Linked DNA regions of Homo sapiens: region 2 is linked to region 1. Evidence: chromatin loops called from intact Hi-C (ENCODE). Cell type or tissue: heart right ventricle. All regions are shown on one strand.

What was found. A loop is a pair of places that touch in the nucleus more often than their neighbours do. Peaks named below come from ENCODE experiments on the same cell type or tissue, not always from the same donor. Only the 100,000 strongest peaks of a DNase experiment are listed, where the experiment ranks them.
Region 2: a loop joins it to region 1, with 3 times the contacts of the local background. A loop is called at or near these places in 6 of 110 quality-filtered maps.

The regions. Positions count from the first base shown.
Region 1 is chr1:230,213,112-230,218,111 of GRCh38, forward strand. All of the region lies in intron 3 of GALNT2 (polypeptide N-acetylgalactosaminyltransferase 2), which reads left to right. Among named protein-coding and RNA genes, the nearest start is that of GALNT2, 150 kb to the left of the region's middle. In heart right ventricle, CTCF peaks have their summits at 2,146 and 2,353; a DNase peak (open chromatin) is centred at 2,140; H3K27ac peaks cover 2,239 bases.
Region 2 is chr1:230,155,081-230,160,080 of GRCh38, forward strand. All of the region lies in intron 1 of GALNT2 (polypeptide N-acetylgalactosaminyltransferase 2), which reads left to right. Among named protein-coding and RNA genes, the nearest start is that of GALNT2, 90 kb to the left of the region's middle. In heart right ventricle, no CTCF peak of the experiment used is centred here; DNase peaks (open chromatin) are centred at 3,121 and 3,581; H3K27ac peaks cover 1,110 bases.

The sequences.
Region 1 (5,000 bases):
GCTAAATGAGTTGTGTGATTTGCTTTCTTTACTCTTTAGTCTTTTCTTTCTGCCATCATCCTGGGAATGCAGTGATGACCATGAGGATCGTCTTTGTTGTCAAGAAACTGTAGTCTTCCCGGAGAGGCAGACAAGGAAACAGGCAATTACGTAGCCTAGTAAGGATAACCTAACCACCTCTAGACCATTTACAACAGAGCTCTGTTCTTTCTATTTTAGACCTGTTTGTGAGTTTCTGTTATTTTCTTAGTAGACTGGCCCTTTTATCATTATGAAATGCACTTCTTGTCAGTGGTAATGCTTCTTGTTTTACAATATCAGTAGAGCTGCACCATCTTTCTTTGGTTTCATGTTTTTGCATGGTATACATTTTCCCATGCTTTCACTTTCAAACTTTTTATGTCCTTATATTTAAAGTGTATCTTCTGTAAGTAGCCTATAGTTGGATTTTGGACTTTCATCTGCTGTGACAATCTTTATCTTTTATATGGTGTATTTAGTTCTTTTACATTTAATGTAAGTACTAGTTTATTGGGGTTTAACACCAACATCTCACTGGTTGTGTTCTCTTAGTTCCACCTGCTTTGTGTTTCTTTTTCCCTTGCATCCTCCTACGTTTTTTCTTCTCTGTTGGTTTGCTAAATTCTTGACTAGTAAGTCCACATGTAGAGCCTAATGTAAATGAATAATTTTATTACTTCTTAGACAATGCACAGACCTTCTAATAATTTACCTTCCACTTACCTTCAGCCCTTTGTGCTCTTGTTGTCATTTAGCTTAATTCTTTCTTTATAAACTCTATAGGATATCTTTTATTGTTTTATGCAGTAAATATCCTTTTGATTTATTCACATATTTATATTCCCATTGCTCCTCATTTCTTATATTTCTATTTTTCTACCTAAGACCATATTCCTTCTGTATTTCATTAGTATTTCTATTAGTCCCAGTATGTTGGCAATGAATTGTATCCTTTTGTTTGTCTGAAAACATCTTAACTTTACTTTTTTTTTTTTTTGAGACGGAGTCTCGCTCATGTTGCCCAGGCTGGAGTGCAGTGGTGTGATCTAAGCTCACTGCAACCTCCGCCTCCCCAGTTCAAGTGATTCTCCTGCCTCAGCTTCCCAAGTAACTGGGATTACAGGCACCCACCACCATACCTGGCCAATTTTGTATTTTTAGTAGAGACTAGGCTTCACCATGTTGGCCAGGCCGGTCTTGAACTCCTGACCTCAAGCCATCTGCCCACCCCAGCCTCCCAAAGTGCTGGGATTACAGGTGTGAGCCACCACGCCCGGCTTACTTTTGTTTTTGAAGAGTCTTTTCACTGACTGTGAAATTCTGGGTTGACAGTGACTGTCAGCACCTTTACGTTGTCTTTCAGTTGTCTTCTGTTTTTTGTTGTTTCTGGCGAAATGTCTACCGTTAGTCTTGTTCTTTTTGAAGACATTTGACTTTTCCTTCCAGCTGCCTTTTCAGATATTTCTTTTTTTCAGCAATTTTGCCATAATATGCCTAGCAGTTGTTTTCCTTGTGCTGAACCTGTTTGGGATTTGTGGAATTTCCTGACTCTTGAGCTTCATGCCTTGTCAGTTTTGCCATGCTGCAGTTCTGTCTCCTCTTCCTCTGAGACCCTAATTTCATCTTTGTTAGATAATTCTGCGTTTCCTCTGTCCCTCATAAGCTCTTTTCTGTACTTTTTATTCTTTTTGATTCCCTGTGTCTCAGTCTGGATATATTTCTGTTGGCCTGCTTCCTGTTCATTGATCCTTTCCTCTGCTCTGTCTAGTCTGCTTTTAAATCCACTGCTGAATTCTTCATTTCAGTGATTGTGTTTTGTTGTGTATGAATAAATACCGAGATATTTCAGGGCTCTCACTGACTTTTTCCTCCAAAGAGGATTTAGTTTTGTTCTCTGGCAGGCAGTTAAAATAGGGCAGGTCACCTTAATCAAGTCTGGAATTGAGCTGGTATAAAGCTGGGTTTCGGTCTTTTGTGAGAGAGCTGGTGAGTTTCCAGTTCTCTTTTGCCACTAGGAAGTAGCCCTGTGGGATTCGACCTGGAAGTCTGGGATATGTATCAGAGCCCAGTTTCCTCAGCAAGCCCTGAAGTCCATTTCTGGCCTCCACAGCTCCACAGCACCTCCAGAAGCTTTCACTTGGCTCTGCACCTACAAGACCATCGCTTCTGCTCGGCTCAGTCGGCCGTTTGGCTCTATGCCGTTTGAGGGGAAGAGGATCAGAGAATGTTGGCCTTCCTCTCTAGGTGCTTCTCCTTTCTGGAAACCTGACCTCACACCTGGCTGCTTTGCTAGCTCTCTAGTGCCTTCAAATAGATTCTTCAGTGTATTTCATCCCGAATTTCTGGTTGCTTTTAGTGAGTAGGTTGGTCTACAGCAAGGAACTTTACTGTCACTGGAAGCAGGAAAAACACCTGAGTGTTTTATTTGGAATTCAAATCCACTCTGAATTTGGCAGTTTATAAATTTTGCCCTGAGCAATAATGTCTATCTCGAAGGAGAGTAAATGGAAATACAGGCTTGAAGTTGGGATGTGTTGCTTTTATTAATAGCTCAACCAGCTGTTAGCTCCCAGACTGAGGTTAAAATAATCTCTGTAAACCCTGGGTTTCTTATCTGTAAAACAATAATCATGCTTGCCTGGCCTGTCTTACAGCATTTTTATTAGGCTCAGATGTACACATAAACTACATACATTAATTACACAAATTCAGGACATTAATATAGTGACTAGTGGCTTGTATATATATCAGCTTTAAGTAAAGAATGAACTGTTATTTTGTTACACTTTGCTCTCAAAATGTGTGTGACATGGCTGGCAGACTTTCAGCTTCCAGTATGTGAATGCCTCTGTCACACTGAGATGGTATTGGATTGTTTTATCATAGAACCAAAAACAGTTGTGGAAATAGCTGTGAAGCAGTGATCCTACCTATTTCAGAAAGAAATTAGACCAGGAAAAATGGAGTCAACAGAGTTTTGCTTGATAAATGAGATCAATCTTCGAGTCCTAACAAACTGTCCTACTTCAACTATCCATTTAAAACCCATCACTTTGCCCCCCGTCGTGGAACCATGAAACTGAAAGAACAACTTTCTTTTTCAGTGGAAGGGTTTTGTATATTTTAGGAAACAGTCAAAATACTGTAAAATTTATTTTAACTTTTTTTGTCATTTAGGCTACGTATTTCACTTGAATATGGTTTCGGAGATTACTTGTGATGTTTCTAATGAACTTAAAAGAAGCAGCATTGTCAGTTTATGGTACATTCATTATTAAGTCAAAACACCGATCTGTTCACTGGTGTAACTGACAATTCACATATACTTTGGAGTTGTCTCACCCCGTTGCCCAAGCTGGAGTACAGAGATGTGATCATAGCTCACCGTAACAAACTCCTGGGCTCAAGCCATCCCCCTGAGTAGCTAAGACTACAGGTGTGCGCCACTGTACTCAGCTGATTTAAAAAATTGTTTAGTAGAGATGGGGTGTTGCTATGTTGCCCACACTGGCCTCAAACCCCTGACCTCAAGTGATCCTCTTGCCTTTACCTCCCAAAGTGCTGGGTTTACAGGCATGAGCCACCATGCCTGGCCTGTACTCTGGAGTTGTTAAATGTTAATGGTAGAACCTATGAGGGCCCATAATCTCCACTGCCATCTGTAAAATTTAAAGTTCAGACTTTTATAGTAACGACTATCTTAACTATATTGAATAAGCCATGATTTTCTTCATCTGACAATAATGTGAGAAAATCCACACCTCTTTGGAAATTCAAGTTATTTAAAAAAGGAAATATCCCAATAGGAATATTGTACTTGGATTTAAAGTTTTATATTCACTGAAGATTTATTTTTATTCTTGGATTTATGCATTTATTTAGCAAAGATTTGAGTGCTAACTACATGACAGGTGTTTTTCTGGTCACTGGGGAAACAGCTGTGAACAAAACATTAAAAAAAAACTCTGCCGTCATAGAGCTCACATTAAGAGGATGGGGGAGAAAACAATAAAATAAATCATTAATTATGTGGTTTTTAAAAAGCATGTTAAATACAGAAGAGAAAAAAAAAGCGGTGGAGGTTAGGAGTGTGAAAGAGTCAAGGGTTTTAGTACTAAACAGGTGATCAGGGAAGATCTCACTGACAGGAAGGTGTTTAGGCAAAGACCTGAGGGAAGGGACGAGGGAGTGTGCGTTTGAATAACTGGGAAGAGAGTTCTCATCAGGGGAGGTGGCAAGGGCAAAGGCCCCAAAGAGGTAGTGTGCCAGGCCTATCTAAAGGACAGCAGGAAGCCAGAGTCGCTAGGCAGGTGGCCATGAGGAAGAGTAGAAAGAGGTGAGGTCTGAGAGGAGTCAAGGCACCAAGCCCTAGGAGCCTGGAGGCGCATGGTAAGGGCATTGGCTTTGTCTCTGTCATAGTCCGTTTTGTGCTGCTATAACAAAATACCTGAGACTGGGTAACTTACAAAGAACAGAAGTTTACTTCTTATAGTATGGAGGTTGGGAAGTCCAAGATCTTTAAGCTGGCAGGGCTCACATTGTCTGGTGAGAATCTGGTTTCTGCTTTCAAGATGGCGCCAAGAACAGTGGATCTTCCAGAGGGGACAAATGCTGTATCCTCACATGGCAGAAGGCAGAAAGGCAAAAAAGGGACAAACTCCCTTCATTAAGCCCTTTTAAAGGGTCTTCATTCCTTTCACAAAGGAAAAGCCCTCATTATCTAATCACCTCTTAAAGGTTCTGTCACCACTACATTGGCTGTTAAGTTGCAACACCTGAATTTTGGAAGAGACTCATTCAAACTGTAGCAGCCATTGAGTGAGATGGAAGCCATTGTAGGTTTGGGAGCAGAGGAACAGCATGACCTGAATTAGGCCTCTAAAGGGTCAGTTTTTTAAAAGGTTGCTGTGATAAGACCAGGTTTACTGGGGGTGGGGTGGGAAATACAAGGCCAGAAGCAGAGAAACCTGTTGCCGTGA
Region 2 (5,000 bases), 58 kb before region 1:
TGAGGCTGCCCCGCGCCGCATGCACCCCCCACCCCGTTTCCGCGTGCAGTTTTCTGCGGAAGTATTTCCCAGGTCCTCGGTTTCCCTTCTGTGTGAGAGCGTCACTTTCTCTCACATCTGTGGAGCGGAAGTCCTGAGGCAGTCACCGTTTGGGGCCTGCATGGGGTTGTGAGAGCCCTTGTGCTGGCTCCTGCCCGCCCTGTTCTTCGTTGGCTGCCTAGGGCTCCCTGCAGGTTTTCGCTCGGAGGTGGGCCCTGCCTGCAGCCGCTGACCTCCGGGAGAGACCGGCCTCTCCCTAATTATAGCTCATCTCTTAATCCCGGTCATCATTTCAGCTGGCTGTCCTTGAACTGAAAATTGGAATACAATTCAACCTGTAGCTGTTTTAAAAACTGCCTTATTCAGAGAGGGTCAAGATAAAGAAATTTTAGCTTCTTTCAGGATCTTCCAAAACAGATCAGGAATGACTGAATCAGGACAGGGTCTCCTCCTTTGGGGCTGGGAGGGACAGGGCAGGACTCTCCCAGGACAGTCCCATGGGCAGAGCTAGGTTTTGTGAGGACTGGAGCTTTTGTCATTTGAAGACCATTTCTAAGAGAAAGAGTGATTATAACCCCAAAACTGGGCTCCCAAGTGCATAGCACAAAGGACCCCACAGAAGATCACAAATGGCCCATCCTGACTGGAAGAGAGAGATTAGATTGAGGGCCAGGTCGTGAGGGCACTCTGAGGGTCGCTAAGACATTCGGCGTCAACCTCCAGTTCACTCAGGAGTTCTGAGTGGAGGACAAAAGCCTTGCTTTAAAAGGACTAATTCTGTAGTGATTTTGCCACATGGAGAGGGGAGGGAACTATTGTGTCAGATCAGGAAAACCATGGGATCAGTGCTAAGGGCCTGTGTGGTGGGCTCTGTCTGGGTGGGAGAGACTGTGTCCTGGTCATGGGGCTCAGTCTGTGGGTGGGTGATAGAAGAGTAAAGCTTTTGTGTTTTTAGGGTGGGGAAGAGAAGAGAGAGTCATTGATTTTAGATACAAGTGGAATACCACGTAGACCTGGCCTCTGGGTGGTGATGACCTTCTGGGGTTGATGTCTGGAGACGGTGCGGTTTTGGGATGGGGGAGCAGACGAGGGAGAGAGAGAGAGAGAGAGAGAAAGAGAGAGAGAGTGTGTGTGTGTGTGTGTGTGTGTTTTACAGCAAAGACCTGGATCCTGAATCTTGGGGAGAAAACTCCTTGCATTGTACATATTGGGCTGGTTACATGGCTGAAGTTCACCGTGTCATTTTAGGCCTGTTTCTGGCTTCCACACTGGTTTGCAATGTCATCCTAGGGAAGTCAGCTTGTCCTTGGTAGGATATATTCATTGGTGAGTTCACTCAAGAGACTCCTTTTTGCGTTTCTTTACCTTCAACGTTCGTTTCCTAAAATTGATTATTCCTTCATAAAGTTGCCAGCATTTTCAACATGCTTCCTAGATGCTGGATATTTTATTATCGTTTGTCACGGATCAATTTATTTTTTTGGCCCTTAAACTATCACATTTTCTGCAGTTAAATTTGCTTAACTTTCTAATGCAGGGGCAGAATGTAACCTGCAGGTTGTGGCTTTAGAAAGCAATGTGGAACTCGGGGCCATGGTAAGCAAGTTGGTGGTGGTTTTTTTTAATAGCACATCTCATCCTTTGATGTCAGAACACTGTCTACACACTCTGATTCATTTCAGTCAGTCCCTAAAATGTGAAGATGAAATGTTGGGGAGACAGATCCTCTGGCCTGAGGAAGCTAGCCGTCTTGTTTGGGAGATAAGAAACATCAACTGTTTTGAAAATACTTTGGTTCTATCATTAGAGAGCTGATCAAGTGCAGTAAGAGGCAAGGTCAGACTGGGCTGTATTATGTTTTGATTTGGAGAAACTATCACGAAAGAGGTAACATTGAGTCAGAGCCTGAGAGAATTGTGGAGAATCCCTGCAGGAGTAAATAAGACCATCCCAGGAGGGCTCTCATTTAAGGCCTCGTGTACTGTGGTCATTTGACCTTGGTTCAGATGCCACTTCAGTTTAGATGCATTTAAAAGCAGAGAAAACATTGGAACTTACTGTGTAGTATTGAGTGAGCATTAATTGAGATGTGTGTGAACCATTGAGCATGATACCTGGCGTGTCGTAAGCACCATTATAGCAAACTTATAGAAAGCTGCATTATGTCACTATACACCTAGGGGAGTGGCTTTGGGGGGAAAAAAAGCAAAAATGCCACCAAGTACTGGCAAGGACATAGAGCAGCTGGAACTCTTATCCCTTGCCAGTGGGAATGCAAAATGGTACAACCACTTTGGAAAATAGTTGAGCAGTTTCTTATAAAGCTAAACACATGTTCTCATACAACGCAGTAATCCCACCCTTAGATATTATCCAAGGGAAATGGAAATTTATGTGCTCTTGGGATTCATAATGGCATTATTCATATTTGCCAAAACTGGAAACTACGTAACTGTCCCACGACTGGGGAATGGATGAACAAGCTGTGGTTTGCGTACATGGTGGAATGCAGCATGTGGCGGGATACCTCCTGCAGTGGAAAGGAGACAAGCACGGTTCACACAATGTGGATGGATCTCTGTACATTATGTGCATTAAGAAGCCAGGTCCAAAGGCTACATACTGTATACTTCTATTCATATGACATTCTGGAAAAGGCAAAACTACAGAGAAAGCAGATCAAGGATTGCCAGGGGCTGGAGAAGAGAGTTAACTACAAATGTACTCAGGGGAGTTTTGGAGGATGGTGGCACTGTTCTATATCTTGATTGTGGTGGTGGTTGCATGACTATATGCAGATGTCAAAGCTCCCAGATCTGGATACTAAGAAGAGTGAATTTTACTGTATGTAAATTATACTTTTAATTTAAAAGCAGAGAAAAAAAATCATAAGCCAAGTCAGGGAAGTGAGAAGGATCTTGTTGTATGTGGAGAACCGTCATGGAACAGGCCAGAACTGAGCACAGATCAGGTTGAATGGGTAGGATGAACTGTGACTCCAGAGGCATTGAAAGGGAAATGTTTGCATGGGGCGTGGTGGAACACAGAGAGCCCTCGGGAGGCCCGGGTAGCAGGGGGGCAGGATGAAGGGGGCATTTCGTGTTGTGTGAGGGATGAGTAGCGTGGGGAGATGAGGCCAGAGGTTCCAGCCAGGAACTAGTGCAGTTCTCTAGTCTGTAGATAAGGCCTGAACACAGCAGTTGGTTGTAGGATTCTGGAGAGACTGGAGCTTAGACCTGATTACATTATATATGCACTGTCTTTTCTCAGAGATGGGGAAACTAAGGCATGAAAACATTAACTTTTATTTTGGAAAAAAGCTAAACATAGAAGTAAGAGGGAGGCCTCCTGAGGCACTTTGCCAAACTTTATGCACAGCAACTATGACCTGCAAAATCTTTTTAGCCTGGGCTCCCTCTCTTGACCTGAGACTCTTCCAGGGAGCCTGGTATCCACAAGAGTGGAAGCAGCTGGTCAGGGCCACGGAACTGGAGATGCCCCATGGGACAGAAGGCCTGGGGCTCTGGCAAAGTGTCTTGTAAGTGTTCCTGTCATTTCCCTCCACGTAAACCAAGTCAGGCTTGCAAATCAGCAGCCTTTCAGGTCCTTTCTCTCCTTCTGGAAGCTCTTGCATGTTGCAACCCCCTACCCACCCCGCCACCTCCCATCACAGATAAAGATTTTGTACCATCAGCCTGCAAGTGAGTTGGATGAATGCCATCTGAAAGGCTTTGTTCGTTTGCACACGAGGTCGTGAATAGCTGGCAACAAAGAGGATTGAACCTTGGACCTAGTGTGTCTGAGCAGTGCCCCAGCCCCCATGCCGCTTTGGATTTCAGTGGCCTCTGCAGCAATTTATTATTCTTACATCAGATGTTTGAAGTAGGTGAAGGGGCAGGTGGCATGTGTCTGGTGAGGTTGCTGACACTGCTTTTGGATGAGAGAGAGAGTAGTGGTTGAAACAGAGCATTCAAAAAAGCGTACACTTTAACCTGTAATCCGCAAACATTCCTTTGAGTTTACCCAGCCGTGGGAAAGGACGCTGTACCCCTGCCCTATTGGCTGCACCCTTTGCTGTTGATGTGAGGCTTTATTTACCTGGGAATTGACAGGGTTTTGGTCCATGATTGCTCCTTTCTCCGCAATCACATTTAATGCCCATGATATCTCATCTTTGCACACGAAGGCAAAGCCTTCTACTGCTTTTTCTCTTAAAGTGTTCAGCACTCCCCTGAGTTTATTAGAAGGATCAGAAGAAAGAGACCCTGAGTGTGAGGCTAGGTCAACCGGAGAAATTCACCCAATTATTTCGTTTCTTTGTTTGGATCCCTGCTTTTCATTTCTACCTATTCTGAAAGAGAGGCTTAAAACTAAAGTCCGGTTAGTTGAGGATCAGATGTGTCATACTTTTCTCAGAGGGGAGGGGACGGTCACTTTGCTCTAAGTTTGGGCCATGAGGTCCACACTGAGCCTACATGGGGTAGGGGGAAACCGTGAAGTGTGCAGTGACCTGAGGGTGCCAGATCACCCCGAGCCGTTGTGGTTCCCACTGGGCAGGCTGTACGTGGTGAAGGTGATAGACTGCATGTCTCATGCAGGCCAAGTGCCTGTCGGTCAGCTTGAGGGAGAAGATACCTTGTCTACCTCCCCCCACCTGCAGGCTGGCTGGCTTTGGGTGCAATGACCCTCCTCTTCCTTGAATCGCTGTTTCATTGTGGACCTGTTGGAAGTGCCAGCTTGGCTGGCCTTTGGCTGGATCCCTGTTTGCTAGAGCTTTGTTCCTACTCTGGAGGAGTCAGCTGCTGTGCCTTCTGGGACTGCCAAGAGTTGCCAAGGGGAGTGGGGAGTCCTCTCTGTGGGGTGTCGTCTGAATCCAGCAGCCGCACCACCCAGGTGCTTCCCTCCTCCCCACTCCTAGGCCAATGTCCTTAGTTTCTGCTCACTGATCAGACGATTATCCT